Linked DNA regions of Homo sapiens: region 1 is linked to region 2. Evidence: chromatin loops called from intact Hi-C (ENCODE). Cell type or tissue: dorsolateral prefrontal cortex. All regions are shown on one strand. Each heading gives the region's core, and the rest is flanking DNA. Links, peaks and the distances in the headings are about the cores only. Region 1 has its middle 110 kb from the start of SLC38A11. Region 2 has its middle 60 kb from the start of SLC38A11.

What was found. A loop is a pair of places that touch in the nucleus more often than their neighbours do. Peaks named below come from ENCODE experiments on the same cell type or tissue, not always from the same donor. Only the 100,000 strongest peaks of a DNase experiment are listed, where the experiment ranks them.
Region 1: a loop joins it to region 2, with 2.9 times the contacts of the local background. A loop is called at or near these places in 2 of 110 quality-filtered maps.

Annotation. Positions count from the first base shown.
Region 1 is chr2:165,067,255-165,070,060 of GRCh38, forward strand. No RefSeq gene overlaps it. Among named protein-coding and RNA genes, the nearest start is that of SLC38A11, 110 kb to the left of the region's middle. RefSeq lists an enhancer at 2,585-2,806. In dorsolateral prefrontal cortex, for the core only: no CTCF peak of the experiment used is centred there; a DNase peak (open chromatin) is centred at 1,007; H3K4me3 peaks cover 909 bases; H3K27ac peaks cover 1,178 bases.
Region 2 is chr2:165,013,939-165,016,744 of GRCh38, forward strand. No RefSeq gene overlaps it. Among named protein-coding and RNA genes, the nearest start is that of SLC38A11, 60 kb to the left of the region's middle. In dorsolateral prefrontal cortex, for the core only: a CTCF peak has its summit at 1,292 (motif pointing right); a DNase peak (open chromatin) is centred at 1,293; H3K27ac peaks cover 338 bases.

The DNA of each region.
Region 1 (2,806 bases), core at 51-2,550, 53 kb after region 2:
AGGACTTAAAAATATATCCTTGAGTGTGATTATGTTAATTTTCTTTTGGAATTTTTTAAGGGTGGTAGCCCACAGTAATTAAATAATAAAAGGAGTTTAGATGCAAATTTACTATTTGATTAATTATACAAACCTTTTGCATTTACATACTCCTTTTCTTGTTTTCATTCTCTGCTGAAGGATACAAGATGTCAACATAAATCGAAGATGTCACCACAGATTTTCTAGACAAAGTAGCTGTGCTTTGAATTTAATAAGACTACACAATAAAGGAAGAAATATTATTTATACTCATCCAGACAAAATATTATATATAGAATAGTGTTAAATATATCTGGCTCGCATTTTCACTTTTAATTACTTTCCAAATTCTAATTGAATTAATTTGTTCTCTTTTATACTATAAATGGGGCATATTTATAAATAGGAAATGTTCTCTGTAAGCACCAATAGATTACCTATTTCTATTTGTGTTTGTCTTAGTCATTCTTAATTTTAAGAAATCTGATAGCTGGGTCTTATCTTTCTGTACACATTACTGGCATTTAATGACTGAAAGATTCCAGTAACTACAGTACATAACTACCTTAAGGAATTCAACAAGCATTCTTGTAATAATGTTGTTTATTCTTATTACTAATATTTGTTATATCAAAAGATTGAATTATATTGGAGGAGTAGTAGCTTTGCTTTTATTGGCTCTTGAAAGAAATAAATGGCTTTTCTGTAAACAGCTATTTGATCCACTTAAATGTTAGCTAAGTACATCGGTGACTGAAGAGTTTCCTTATTGTCTCCAATAACATTATGTTGGGGTTTGTGTGTGGCGGAGAGCGTGCATGGGGCTGTTTGTATTTTTACATTTTCTCTTTTTCAGTGCACTAGGTCATTGCTTGGTGTCCACTGCCTGCAGCAGAAGGGCTCACCATTGTGTTTCGGTGCTCGCTCCCAACCAGCCCTGCTGTTTCGGCTCCAAGCAGAGAGGAGGAGGCCCTGCCTGTCTCCATGACAACCGTGTGTCCTCCGGGAAGCTGCTCAGAGCTAAAAACCTTCTGAGAGGCGGGGGAGGGGCCGTTTCTGAGCAAAATCTCACCTCGTTTCTCCTCTTTCCAGCGCAATTTGCTAAATTGTGTCTCTTTTATTATGTTTTTATTTAAGACTGTTACTCAAAAGCCACACACCCCAAACCTTATTTCATGAACACAAAAGCCACATCACAAGGATTTTTCTAGCATCTGGCACATAATTTCACACACCCCTCCCCCCTTTGTGTTAACTTTAACTTTGTCTCTAGTTCTCCAGTTCCTTGGAAAGATTTAAATATTAATGAACATTCAAAAGCCAAACACTCCCTTAGCCTGGCAATATTGTTAGCATACATTATAAATATTTGAAAGGAAACAGTTTTTCCTTTGCTTTTTGCTTAAACAAATTTACAAGCATAGTTTAAAATTGTAGCATTAAAAATATTTTACCATTAGACAACATTAGATGTATGTCATATATATTATTAAAAAATTAAATTTACCAAGTTAATTCACTAGGGGGTGAGCAATTGATTTATAATTGTCACAAATTCTTAACAATATTTCACACATATACATACTTTTGAAAAATAATCTCTGCTCCTATAGCCACCCAATGGGTTCATTTTGCTTGCTGCAGAGAGAAAGCTGAGTTTTCCAGACAGGGGAATAGCAATAGAGAAAGGGTTTACTGCAAGTCGAGCTGGCTAAATGGGAGGCAGGAGTTTTATTATTACTCAAATCAGTTTCCCCTACAATTCTGAGGGTAGGGTTTTTTAAGGATAGTTTGGCAGGCAGAGGCCAGGGAATGGGAGAGCTCATTGGTTGGGTCCGAGATGAAATCATAGAGAGTTTAAGCTGTCCTCTTGCACTGAGTGTGTTCCTGGGCAGGGGCCACAAGAACAGATGAACCAGTTTACCATTCTGGGTGGCATCAGCTGATCCACTGGAATGCAGGGTCTGAAAAATACCTCAAACCTCTTAGGTTTTACAATAGTGATGTTACCCCTAGGAGAAGTTGGGGAGGTTAGGAAGCTGATGGCCTCTGGTTGCATGACTCCCAAGCCATAATTTACAATCTTGTGGCTAATTTGTTAGTTTTACAAAGGCAGACTGGTCCCCAGGCAAGGAGGGGGCTTGTTTCCGGTAGCAGCTGTCATCATCTTTGTTTCAAAGTTAAACAGTAAATTCCTCCTAAAGTTAGTTCAGTCTAAGCCCAGGAATGAACAAAAGTAGCTTAGAGGTTAGATGGGAAATGGAAGCCAGGCACAGTGGCTCATGCCTGTAATCCCAGCACAGTGGCTCATGCCTGTAATCCCAGCACTTTGGGAGGCCGAGGTAGGTGGATAACCTGAGGTCAGGAATTCGAGGCCAGCCTGGCCAACATGGTGAAACCTCGTCTGTACTGAAAATACAAAAATTAGCCAGGTGTGATGGAGGGTGCCTGTAGTCCCAGCTACTCAGGAAGCTGAGGCCGGAGAATCGCTTGATCCCGGGAGGCGGAGTTTGCAGTGAGCTGAGATTGTGCCACTGTACTCTAGCCTGGGTGACAGAGCCAGATTTCGTCTCAGAGAAAAAAAAAAAAAAAAAAGCGAAATGGAGTTGGTTAGGTCAGATTTTTTTCACTGTCATTGTCATAATTTTTGCAAAGGTGGTTTCACTCCCAGAAAATACGTATTTTTTATTTTGACCTGTGGCTATACCAGGTAGCAGTAGTGGGCTGGAGCAATTACTTTTGCTCTGTTCTCTATAATTTCTCTCATGGCAGTTTCTTTCAATCT
Region 2 (2,806 bases), core at 90-2,589:
AGTGTGTGATGTTCCCCTTCCTGTGTCCATGTGTTCTCACTGTTCAACTCCCACTTATGAGTGAGAACATGCAGTGTTTGGTTTTCTCTTCTTGTGTTAGTTTGCTGAGAATGATGGTTTTTTAAATAAATCAGAAAATTACTCTGTTCTGGTTTTTACTTTCACTTCCTCCACACAACTATGCCTGCTAAGGTCACCAATGCTGTCCAGATCAATAAGTCAGATGGTTCTATCCTGACTTGCCTGACCTTTGAATGGCTTTCAGTACAGTTTGCTACCCATTCTGTTTAGAAACTTTCTTCTTCTGACTTCTATAATACTATGTTCTCTTCATTTTCCTCATTCTTGAGTCCTAGTCATGCTTTTTTTCTTAATCAACCCTATTTTCCCCCAAATCCATCTTTATATAACCACTTTAGCTACCATCTCTTTAGCCATAGGTAACAAATTTGCATCTCCAGCCACATCACTGTGTTTCAGCTCTAGATATGCACATCCATTTGTTTAACCAATGAATATACAACATCTTATAGGACTTCACATGCAACATGCTCAAAACAACTGAGCTCATGATTTTTTTCCTCAAAGTTTCTTCCTCTCAACTATTTCAACCAACAAAACCACCACCTGCCTATTTTTTCATGTTAGAAACCTGGGCAATCACGGATCTTCCTCAACACTTTCCTTCTCTATTCCCCAATTTCCAATCAATCACAGAATGAAGCTGGGTTTGCTTCCTAAATATCTTAAAACTGGATCTTAAACTCATTTCTGCTGCTACCACCTTAGTCTAAAAAGACTTCCATTTCTCATTTGAGCTATTGCGATTGCTTCCTAATGCTTTGCTAACTAAACAGCCTCTCTTCCACCTACAATCCATGTTCTTCATGACAGCTGCACTGTTACCTTAAAAGACCATAACACCACCAGTAATTAAGATAACTTGGATATAATTTGATTTGTGACTAGTTGCTATTTCCCATCCTTTTCCCATTTCCAGATAGGAGTGAACTAAAGTTCTTATGCTTTGCTGGGAGATTGAGGGTAGGGGGGCAAAGAGGGGAAGGCAAGCCCCATTGAGGAAACTTCAGAAATTTCTGTCTTGGGAAATGGATGAGGAAGTTCTATTCCACCAGTGTTCTTCCAGTCCAATTTCCCTACATAGTACCAACAAAACAAGAGATCCCCAGTATTGCTACTATGATCTTGGAAATCCCAGCCACAGAGCCCAGAATCATCCCTACCAATCTACCAATATTTAACCTGGAATGAACAGTTGCCACTAGGTGGCGCCAGGCTGAAGCCAGCACGCAGACCCTGACTGGCAGGAATTTGGACAGCTCTTCTGGACTCCCATAACTCACAACCTGTTGTTCTTGTAGGCTCATCCAGGTCACTTAGTTAACCTCACCATAACCAAACACTACATTTAATGGTAGTGAAAAATTCTGGACTACACCTACTGTGTTCGGAAAGAATTTTACTGTATTTTATAAACTCAAATCAGAATGTGTCACTTCCCTGTTAAAACTCTTCCATGGCTTTCTTTGCTGTTAGGATAAAATCTCATCACTTGGACCCTAAGACATAATTTTAACCTTGAATACTTATGGAAACAGGCAGTTTGCATGAACGAATGATCCACCTGCTCATAAAACTATAGAATATGATGAGGCCTGTGGTATATGTATTTCCTGTTACAAGACATTCAAATTCAATTAAGAATGAAACAGAACAAATTATAAATATTTTAACAAGGGAAAGAAAAACTTTGTCTAGCACTCCACTCTGGCCAATTCTTTATGCTCCCTGCCCATATGGCAGTTTTATGATAATGTCAAGTTCCTTCTTACCTCAGCATTTTAGAACAGACCATTCCCTCTGCCTGGAATGCTTTCCTCTTCCTTTTTATTAGTTACCAATTTCTTGTCTTATAGACATTGGTCTAAAATCACTTCATCATGGAAGCCTATCCTTTTTGTACTCTTGCCCTGAATTAGATTCCATTTCGCTGTTATAGCACACTTACCCTCTTAGCCTTTGTTCAAAGTTATGATTACTTATGAAATATCTCTCTGTTCCTTTGCATTCATCCATCAAGTCACACATGCTGTAAATCTGTATTAAGCCTCTACTTTTCCAGGAACCTCCAATGTATTGTAAATTCATGGCAAGGTTCCCAGCATTGACTAGCTGGAAAGTGAATATGGAGGAAAGAGAAAAAAAGATTAGAAAATAACTTTTGAGTGGTAAGCCTGGAAAAATGATGAGACTATAGAGAATATAGGAAAATCAGGATGGAAGCAGGTTTCAGGACAGAAGGAAATATCTTTTTATTTTCAAATTGTGAGGAGACATTCAAAGTTTGTTGAATGTATAAGAGGCTGAGAAGCCATTTGCAAATTGTCTATAGAAGTGTGAGTATGAAGCTGTGAGACTACTTAGTGACTACAATCTCGAAGGCATGGAAAAGAATTTTTTAAAAAAGAAAGGATTGGCATATTTGAAGGGCAGTCTGGAAAAGTTAGCTCAAAAATGGAAATTTTCTTCTATATTTTGTATGAAATACAAGTTGGTTTTTTAAGCTTACTTTTAAAGGAAGTAGGTATATTTAGCTTCAGTAAACAAGGAAGGTTAGATGAAGTCCCTGATGTGCATCATTCCACTAGCAAGAGAATGGTGTAACACTTCTAAGGTGAAAAAAATGTAGCAAGGTTTAGTTCTTGGCTGAGCAATATTGTTCTGTAATTGTACAAGTTGGAGACTTAATTAGCCAATTAAATCCTGCTTCTCCATCCTTCCTCTT